Regions from separate parts of the Homo sapiens genome. Here region 2 is linked to region 1. Evidence: chromatin contacts called from ENCODE Hi-C or POLR2A ChIA-PET data. All regions are on one chromosome and are shown on one strand. Each heading gives the region's core, a stretch centred on a gene start or an enhancer-like site at or near the end of the contact. The rest is flanking DNA. Distances are from core to core; before and after follow the strand shown.

Region 1 (4,660 bases), core at 1,409-3,908:
ACTACCTGCCTTATAATACCTTAACAGAATAAAGTAAGGATGCATGAGATAATGTCTGTAAACTACAATAGACTCCTTGGAGACTGGTGCTATTTGAAAGCAACTTCGTTAGTGACAGCTGAGAAAATCTTCTGTGTGCCAGAAGCCCGGGGACGTTTGGTTCTAGTCCATGATGAAATTTGAAAACAGCCGCGTTTCTTGGCTCCTTCTTCTTTTCAAGACTTTTCATGGGGATAGAATTATATATTATTTACTGAGGGAACGCTAGTCATCTTTCTCCCAAATAATTTTCATATATTGAATATCACCGAATATTCTCCTACAAGCTTCCAATTTAAGTACATAATTTTCCAATTTATTTTCTATTCCTTTCCATCCTATTACTTAAGTATCTTATCTTTCCATTCTTGACCCGTGTGTAGAACTTAAGAATCAGTATTTGGGCCGGGTGCAGTAGCTCACACCTGTAATCCCAGCACTTTGGGAGGCTGAGGCTGGCAGATCACGAGGTCAGGAGATCGAGACCATCCTGGCTAACACGGTGACACCCTGTCTCTACTAAAAATAGAAAAAAAAATTAGCCGGGCATGGTGGCGGTCACCTGTAGTCCCAGCTACTCAGGAGGCTGAGGCAGGAGAATGATGTGAACCCGGGAGGCGGAGCTTGCAGTGAGCTGAGATCGCACCACTGCACTCCAGCCTGGGCGACAGAGCAAGACTGTCTTTAAAAAAAAAAAAAAAAAAAGAAAGAAAGAAAGAAAAAAAGAAAGAGAGAGAGAAAGAAAGAAAGAAAGAAAGAAAGAAAGAAAGAAAGGGAAAAAAAAATCAGTATTTGACTTCTTTGTTGGGGGTTGGGGGATACTGCTCTGCACATAAATGCTTGTCAAATAAACACCCCATTTTTTTAAAGCACTCCCCGCAACTACAGAGGTGCTTGAGATCTATACAAACACAAAAGGAGTCAGGGATGGGGGGAGATTTAAAGAAACTATAACTTCTTGAAAACTAACAAAGTGACAGGCATCATACAAGTTATGGCAACATGAAGTTATTTTCATGAAAACCTGGAAAGTTAACTTCATGGTTCCTATTTTACAGATGATGTACTACGTTTCAAAGGGGCAAAGTCAGTGGCTACAGGTCAGGCAGTTACTGTGGGCGTGGTGAGCTGCTCCCACGCTGCATCTCTTCAGCAGAGGAGAGTTCCCTGGAAGAGCAGCGTGGAGACACTTTACACCTGTGCTTGTTCTGTAGCCTCGTGGCCCTCGGGGAGGGTACAAAACTCCATGCTGATCAGAGATCCAGCAACATAAAACACTCCCACTTCTCTCTAGATTAGAACCCAAGGGGCAGAGGCAAGACACCAGCAGGAGGGGCAAGTGTAGGCTGCCAAAAAATGTCTAATTAGCTCTCCCTCCAGGCCTGGGTCATTAGAGCAGTGAAGAAAACCAACAGGCAGAAGCCAGGGGACAGCTGAGGGCTGGCTGTGCCAACCTAGTCCATCCTGCCCCACCTAACAGAGCCCAGATCTATTAGGCTCTGCTGACAGCCAGGCAGGGAACCCCAAGGAACCAGCACCATGCTCCCGTGCCCTCACAGATCCCGTGTTCCTTCACCCTCATATTTCCATGACAGGTTTTTAGCAGAAGGTCAGTGTATTTCTTCATGAAAATAATTGCAAAAAAAGTGCCATAGTGTTTTGTTTTGTTTTGCTTTGTTTTTTGGAGACAAGGTTTTTCTCTGTCACCTGGGCTGGAATGCAGTGGCATGATCTCAGCTCACTGCAACCTCTGCCTCCCAGGTTCAAGTGATTCTTGTTTCTCAGCCTCCCAGGTAGCTGGGATTACAGGCGTGTGCCACCACATCCAGCTAATTTTTGTATTTTTAGGAGAGAGGGAGTTTCAGCATGTTGGCCAGGCTGGTCTCAAACTCCTGGCCTCAAGTGATCCACCCGCTTCAACCTCCCAAAGCACTGGGATTGCAGGCGTGAGCCACCGTGCCTGGCCTCACTACATTGGTTTCAAAAAGAACCAGAGCAACTTGGACACAAACGTGAAAAGAAATATGAAAAGGATAATAATTGTGACCATGCTATAAATACTTTTTATAACATTTTTATAATGAGAGAAAGCTCATTGCTGTGGTCAATAATGAGGAAATTTTATTAAGCACAGTTGGAATCTGACCAAAGTTTGTCAGACCATGCTTCTTGGGGAGTCTGTGAGAAAGTACCAGAACACATGTAAAAGAAAGCATTGGAGACAAAGGAATGTAAGTAGGTGAAAAGGTCAAAAACAAAAAATCAACACTGGTTACACCTGCAGCATGTTCCCAGATGAATGGTCCGGACTCTGTAATTAAGTCTGTGTTTCTACTAAATATGATGCAATTAATCATTCTATGGTGATTTCATTCCAAATACCAGAGAGGCAGATATTGAGGTGAAAAATAATGAGAGCATGAAGATGGAAAATAATCCCAAAAGAGCCAGTGAAAGGAAGAGGCAAAGAGCCTGTGAATCTAGGAAGCAGAAAGAGCTTGGATAAACTGGTGTCACGCACTGAGTGTGGGAAGGAAACAAGAACCAGGCAAGGTGCCTACCAACCCTGCACATCACCGTCATGTGTGCTGAACACTCTCAGCTGACTCACCCTCACAACGGCCTCTCTGAGTCATGCGGTACCCGCTGTCACAGTATTCACACCGGAAGGCCCCCACAGTATTGACACAGTGCCCCTCCCCACAGACGTCCGGCCTCAGGCATTCGTCAACATCTACGAAGAGCAGATAGCATTGTTGAGTTTTGTGTTCCAAATACTGTTTCAAACCTCTCCCATCTCCCAGCTTAGCTCAAATATAATAACGAAGTAACTGATTTCTTTTTTTTTTTGAGATGGAGTTTCGCTCTTGTTGCCCAGGCTGGAGTGCAATGGTGTGATCTCGGCTCACTGCAACCTCCACCTCCTGGGTTTAAGCAATTCTCCTGCCTCAGCCTCCCAAGTAGCTGGGATTACAGGCATGCACCACCATGCCTGGCTAATTCTGTATTTTTAGTAGAGACAGGGTTTCTCCAAGTTGGTCAGGCTGGTCTCAAACTCCCGACCTCAGGTGATCCGCCAGGCTCGGCCTCCCAAAGTGCTGGGATTACAGGTGTGGGCCATGGCGCCTGGCCAGTAACTGATTTCTACTTTCCCTTTGATTTGTTTGACACACATCAAAATCATCCAGTTTTGATTCATGCAGGGTGGTCCAAAAGTAACATTTAATGTATCTTGTCTATGCACATATATGACACTCTTTCTTCAAAAATGTTAGGGGAAAAAAATCCATTTTTATATCACCTGGGATCTAGCAGACTGCTGTCATGATAATTGTTTAATAAAAAATTCTGGGTTGTCTGGATAAGCACTGAACTGATGATAGTCTTAGGGGATCTAAAAACTCAGATCTAAGAATTTGTAAGCAGGAAGAATGCTGCCATTACCTATGCAGTTAGTACCCTCCTCACTGGCCATAAATCCTGCTGGGCAAATGCACAAGAAACTTCCCTCGGTGTTTTCACAGCGGCCCTGGGAGCAGAGGTGTTGGACCTGAGTACACTCATCAATATCTGTTAACAAAAATACATATAAAAATATTAGTTCTGTGTAGCAAGAACTTAGTTTCCCTGTTCTGTAAAATACCATCATACTATTCCCTGGGTACCACCCAACCTTTATAACTGAGGACAACAGCAAAAGGAGACACGATCTTTCTCCTCGCGTACTTGAAGGATTGTTCCTGGAAGAGAGAAGCAGCCTACTGTGTATCACTTCAAAGGCTAAAACTACAAAACCATGACACTGGTGTTTCAAAGAGGCAGATTTCAGGTCAACACAGAAGGATTCTCCTGATAACGAGAGACATCCAAGCAATGGAATTTGCTGTCAGTAGGGAGTCAGAAATGCCATGAAAGAGACTCTTCCTCCGTGCATGTGGATGGAGTTGGATTAGGTCATCTCTGTTGCCTTTCTAACTTAATATTCTAGGTTCTGAAAGTGACACATATAATGTATACAAATGACAAGGAAATAGCCAAATTATGGACCAGGTGGCTGTCTCCTTTCTCCCCCATACACACACACCAAACAGCAAAATTCACATATACTAAAGAAGTATTAATTAGATATGTTCCTTTGTTGCTTCCTATTGGCCTCATAATTTAGTGCTGAATTTTCTTTTTCTTAAAAAAAAAAAGAGAAATTAAATTTAGAGTCACATTAAAATGATTTATTTAACTCTACTGCATATCTTTCTGAGATACTTTTTTTTTTTCCAAAAGGAGCATATATGAGATCCCTAAATTTCTAAATTGACTGACACCTTCAGGCCAGCATATATGGATTTTCAATTTTAAAATCCCTTTAAAAAAATCAAGTCTTATGTACATAAATGAATGTAATTCTTTACTGCAGTATACACTAATGTTAATTTGTTTTTGCTAAATACATGTTTTTAGGTAGCTGTTTCTGTAATTCATATTTTGTTTACTTTACCCAAAAAGCTTTTGGAAATTATTTCACCTTTATGTAAATATATTACATTTGCGAGGTAAACAAATGTTGAACAAAGAGGTAAGAGAATTCCAGTTGTTTAGCAAACCTTTTTTTGAGCTCCCTTAG
Region 2 (5,339 bases), core at 897-3,396, 120 kb after region 1:
AACCACAATGACCAGTAATAATGAGGCAGAAATAACTGCAACTAATCACGAGGCCCAAATACCTAGTTGATAGTACTTGTCTATAATATCTAGTGACTCTCAACAGAGCTGAAAAAGCCTCTTTCTATAGTAGGTCAACCTACCTGTGCTGAATTTCCATACTGATTAATTTATTACACTAGTCATTATTAGAAGAACAAAATAGAAAGAAGATGTGGTACCTCATCTGCAGGAGCTTAGAAGCTAGCCAGAGGAAACCAAACTTACACAGGCATTCAAGCTCCTGGAAGGGCCACCCAAGGACGCTGACACAATCAATCAAAACATTCCCTTGGAAGCAGCGTTGCTCTAACCACATGAATGACCTGCTCAAAAGCAGTCCAAGGCACTTGGATTCCATTAAATTCAAGTTTTGCGATTCATCCACCAACAATTAAAAGGGGCAAGTCTCCTCAAGCCCCTAATAAATTTTCTCTTCGTGGCTACAGAAATGGAAATTGTCCATAATCGTTATTTTTAAAGTTGAATTCTTTCTCTGGATTGAATATTCTATTTAAATTTGAGGCCAGGCGCGGTGGCTCATACCTGTTATCCTAGCACTTTGGGAGGCCGACGTGGGCGGACCACTTGAGGTCAGGAGTTCAAGACCAGCCTGGCCAACTCGGTGAAACCCCATCTCTACCAAAAATACAGAAATTAGCCAGGTGTGGTGGCGGGTGCCTATGATCCCAGCTCGAGCGGCTGAGGTAGAAAAATTGCTTGAGCCCGGGAGGCAGAGGTGGCAGTGAGCAGAGATTGCGCCACTGCACTCCAGCCTGGGCAACAGAGCGAGACTCCATCTCAAAAATAAATAAAATAAAATAAAATGAATTTGCTAGGCCTCAGTTTTCTAATCGGTACATGGAAATAATATACCCATTGGTCTTGGGATGCAGAAAAATAGCATGTGACAATGGCTAAAACTAAGTTGAGTACACAGAAGGTACTCAGTGAACATTACTTTTCCTTTCCTTCCAGCTCCGAATCAAATCTTTCTCCATACTTTTAATCTGGGAATTCTTCTCTAATAATCCTGAAGATGATGACATAGGAAACTAAAGAAGCCTAAATGGGACCACCCATAGATCCAAGAGGCAGAGAAATAAGCAGCTTCACTAGGTTTGGGGAGGGTGGGGGTTAGAAGCACAATCACCAGACTTTCTGGATATTATTTGAAAGTATTATTTTAAGAGTTGAATGAATTGGACACAAAGAATAAGAAATAGAAGAGATGGAGAACAGAAATTCTTTTTTGGAAGTGGAGGCAGTGATGTTACCTTTAAAAGGTGCTAGACAGGAAGTGTAAGAGGTGACAGCTTTTTGATAACTCAAACTCCAGAGCTCAGTGAAGTGGCTGCTGGATTGGCTGGGCCTTGACTTTATAAGCAAGCACTCAAGGTTCGAAGGGACTATTACCACTAAGTCATCTGTATGCTGAAAGGACCCATATTTTTCATTATTTGTGATAGGACGCCCTTGAGTTGCGGAGCCACAGCAGCAAGTATACTGCTCACTTAGGAGAGGGAAGCAAGCAAAATGTAGCTGTCACCACCCAGGCCACAGCTTGCTAGGCAGGTACTTTGTTCCCTCACTCACAGAAGCACATACAGGGCTGAGATTAGGCAGACCCTAGGCCCCCTGCATTCCCATGTCATTGCATCCTGCCTGGCCATGAGACACAGAATCACGATAGGTATTTTCATCTCACTTAACTGAGCTCTCCAAAGAACTGTGTTTCCTATTGCATGGTTATACTGTGCTGGACTGAGAATGTGTCAACAGTATCACAGAAAAGAAAGAAGGTACACTCTGTGCATCATTTTGAACTTTTTTGTCATCACAGCTACCTAACATGTACGTATACTGCTATCTATTTAAAGGATCGGGGTTAGGGGAAAAGGGAGAGGAGTGGAGAAGCCAGTGATCTGCAGTGTTTAAAAGTTATTGCCAAGAGACTTGAGTTTATATTTTAAATTCCAGGAAGTCAAAGTGTTCTGGGTAATACATATGAATCACTGGAAAGAAATCTTCCATTTTCTGGCTAGAAGGTGCCTCCTTCGACAACCACAATGTCAATGAATCTCATAGGTCCTTTATTACTCTACTTCCTTTGCATGATCCAAGAGCCTGTTATTCAGGACCCCCTCCAGGAATTAACCAGGGAACTATAAGTCACCCCTATTTGGCTTCATCTGGGATGCCCTGTCTCAATTCTTTCTCTAGATTAATTCCAAAAAGTGGCACAGAACTGTGATGTCCATCATTATCAGGCCCTGCAGAAGCTCCGGTGGGCAGTAAGTAGCCTTCTGTGTCTGGGATGGGAGGGCCTGTCAGTGCCCCAGTTACATAGAATATTTCTTCTATGTAACTACTTACTTCTATGTAACTACTTAATCCCTGGATATTTGGGTTTGATAGTCTCTCAATCTCTATCTGAAGTTTACACAACACAATGTATTCATTCTTTTGTTGAACAAAGGTTTACAAAATGACTGAGGAATACTCTGTTTTATGCATATATATTCTCTCTCTCTCTCTTTTTTTTTTTTTTTTTGTTTTTTTTTTGAGACAAGAGTTTCACTCTTGTTGCCCAGGCTGGAGTGCAATGGCACAATCTTGGCTTGCTGCAATCACCGCCTCTCAGGTTCAAGCAACTCTCCTGCCTCAGCCTCCCAAGTAGCTGGGATTATAGGCACATGCCACCACGGCTGGCTAATTTTTGTATTTTTAGTAGGGTTTCCCCATGTTGGCCATGCTGGTCTCAAACTCCTGACCTCAGATGATCCACATGCCTTGGCTTCCCAAAGTGCTGGGATTACAGGCATGAACCACCGCATGTGGCCTATATTTTCTCTTGACTATGGTCATTCCAGCTTTTCCCAGTAACCCAGTGATTCTCATCCTCACCTTATTTGGGTGGGCACAGGTCAGTGGGAAAAAGATACTGGCTTTTCAGCTGGGGCAAGATCTCTCTCTGATGCTCCTCGTACACATGCAAACTGCATTAGAAATCTCCAGTACAGCACCATCATCCTATAGATGGCCAATTTTAAAATGTTCTGGATATAAAAATCTTGCAAAAACCATCTCACTTGGAAATGCAATGGGAGTCAGAAGCCTGGGTCTGCATCTGAGCGTTGCCACCAACTATGACCTTGAAGTCATAACCTCCCTGTCTGGGTCTCAATTTTCTGATCTATAAAATGAAAAGAATGAATGAGATGCTCTCCAAGCTACTTTCAGCTCTAAGGGCTTCCCATTCACTTCTCAAAACAGTTCCCTACTGATTTCTACAAAATGCTTACTCCTCCTGCACGCAGGATCCTTTGGTAAATCAGCTTTCAACTGTTCAGAAACATGCCAATGACAGTAAATGAGCCACTGAAATGAGGTTTTCCTTCCTTAACTGCTTACAGCCTTCAAAGCTCTTAATCCTCATCCGTGCATTAGCCACATTTCAATTCTAAACATCTAAAATAATCACAGACAATAACAAGTCTCTAGGTTCTAAACACCTTTGATGTTTGACTTACACGATTTTCAGCATCTCTACATTTAAGATTAAAGTAGATATTAAATTTCCAAGGCCAAGAACTCTAGAAAGGGGGAAAATTATGTCTGCCTCCCCTGCATGCCTGGAGTCCAAACAAAACCTCTGCTCTTCAGTCACCAATGTAATGGCCAAGTGTGTAAAATCTGTCATTTGCAGACCTGTCAAGTTTGTAAATTTCTTCATGAAAACCCGAAATAATAAATCAAATGGAATCAAAGTTCTTTGAATTCTCTTAAAATTCATTAAATATATATACAGTAAGATAATCGGTTTGACTCAGACTTGAAATTATAGCTAAATGACATAAAAATATTGAAGTACTAGGCAATGCTATCAATTTATAATATTTGATGTTTAATATACTCAAGAAATTAAGTATACACTGGTTACATGTGTTAATACCAATGTCTTCTATTTTATAATATGTTAAAATATGTTCAATTGTTATATATATAGTTGTATAGTTATATAGTTGCATTTTGATGTAATCAAATATATGAAGTATGGTAAGCAAGCAATTAACAGTAACAATAATAATACTTATATATGGACATTATTCTGCAGATCACAAAGCCTTTTTGCAAACCATGCTGTCATTTAACCCTCACAACATCTTATGAGGCAGGTATTATCCTTCCCATTCTACAGGTGAGGAGGAAATAGTTGCACAAGTACAATACAAAACTCAGACCAAGACCCAAGATTCAGTGAACAACTTGAGTCAGATGCGATGGAAGAAAGTACTCTGCGGATCTGTCCAAGCCAAAGAGAAGTAAGATGGATCTCACAAGCACGACGAATATGGTCTTTTCCCTGAGAATTCCCTTGAAGCTTAATGTCAACCCCAGCACAGAGTTAGCTATGAGACAACATCACACATGAGGTGAAAGCACAACCCTGGGATTCTGAAGGATCTGGGTTCAAAACCTAGCTGTGCTACCTGCTTGCTCTGTGGTCTTGGCCAAGTGACTTAACCTCTTCGGGCCTTAGTTTCCTCACCTTTAAAATGATTATACATCCTGATCACGCAGGGCTCTGTCTCAAGGCTAAGATATAATATGTGCAAGGTACCTAAACAGTGCTGGGCATACGGAAGAGACTCGATAGTGGTAGTTGTTATTAATTTAAGATTTCTGATCCTCTCCAATACATCTATGTGCTAGCAGTCATCAATAAAATTCAGGGCTTACTCTGGTTTCCCTTGGTTTGCTGTCTAGCACTGAAGGGAAGTATCACAGCTGATTAAAGGAAGAAGAATTTGGTACCTTTATTTGATTAACAAAACGTTATCAAAAATCAATTTCTCTATCAATTGTATGAACTGAGAAGCAGCATATTTACAAATATGACTACATAAAATAATATAAAATTTTTGTATGGCCTAAAAAGAAATAAACAAGTAAATAGCAAAAACACCATAAGCAAAGTTGAAACACCAGAAGTGCAGTGGGAAAGGAAAACAGGCAAAGGAGAAAAGTTTTTAGACCAATGCTTCTCAATCAGGGGTGGTTTTGTCCCCAGAGACTTCTTGGTGGTGGTGAGATGGGGGGTTGCTACTTGAATCTAATAGGTAAAGACCAAAGATGCTACAAACATCCTACAATGCACAGGACAAACCCTCAAAACAAAGAATTATCCACCCAAATGTGAATAACACTGAGGTGGAGAAACTCTGTTTTAGGCACATGAAAAGAAACTTAATCTCATGCACAAGCAAAATGCAACTTAAACTCCAATCTATCAGAGA

What was found. A loop is a pair of places that touch in the nucleus more often than their neighbours do. ChIA-PET counts read pairs that join two places held with the same protein, here RNA polymerase II (POLR2A). Pooled maps may share reads with other maps.
Region 2: a map of PC-3 shows a loop between it and region 1 (2.4-fold over the local background). The contact joins two enhancer-like sites. A Hi-C loop is called at or near these places in 5 of 168 maps with a recorded cell type or tissue (PC-3, esophagus muscularis mucosa, heart left ventricle and 1 more) and 4 of 50 pooled maps. POLR2A ChIA-PET finds 5 or more read pairs at or near these places in 2 of 52 experiments (AG04450 and OCI-LY7).

The regions. Positions count from the first base shown.
Region 1 is chr2:33,273,914-33,278,573 of GRCh38, reverse strand. LTBP1 (latent transforming growth factor beta binding protein 1) reads right to left here. Exons shown (of 34, transcript NM_206943.4): 17 at 3,484-3,609; 18 at 2,651-2,773. Among named protein-coding and RNA genes, the nearest start is that of MIR4430, 140 kb to the left of the region's middle. Within about 2 kb of position 2,658, at least 11 of the 41 ENCODE cell types and tissues checked have a DNase peak (open chromatin) inside an H3K27ac peak, as active enhancers do; they include PC-3, where a contact is called at or near this core.
Region 2 is chr2:33,155,403-33,160,741 of GRCh38, reverse strand. The region is part of intron 5 of LTBP1 (latent transforming growth factor beta binding protein 1); the gene reads right to left. Among named protein-coding and RNA genes, the nearest start is that of LTBP1, 210 kb to the right of the region's middle. Within about 2 kb of position 2,146, at least 3 of the 41 ENCODE cell types and tissues checked have a DNase peak (open chromatin) inside an H3K27ac peak, as active enhancers do; they include PC-3, where a contact is called at or near this core.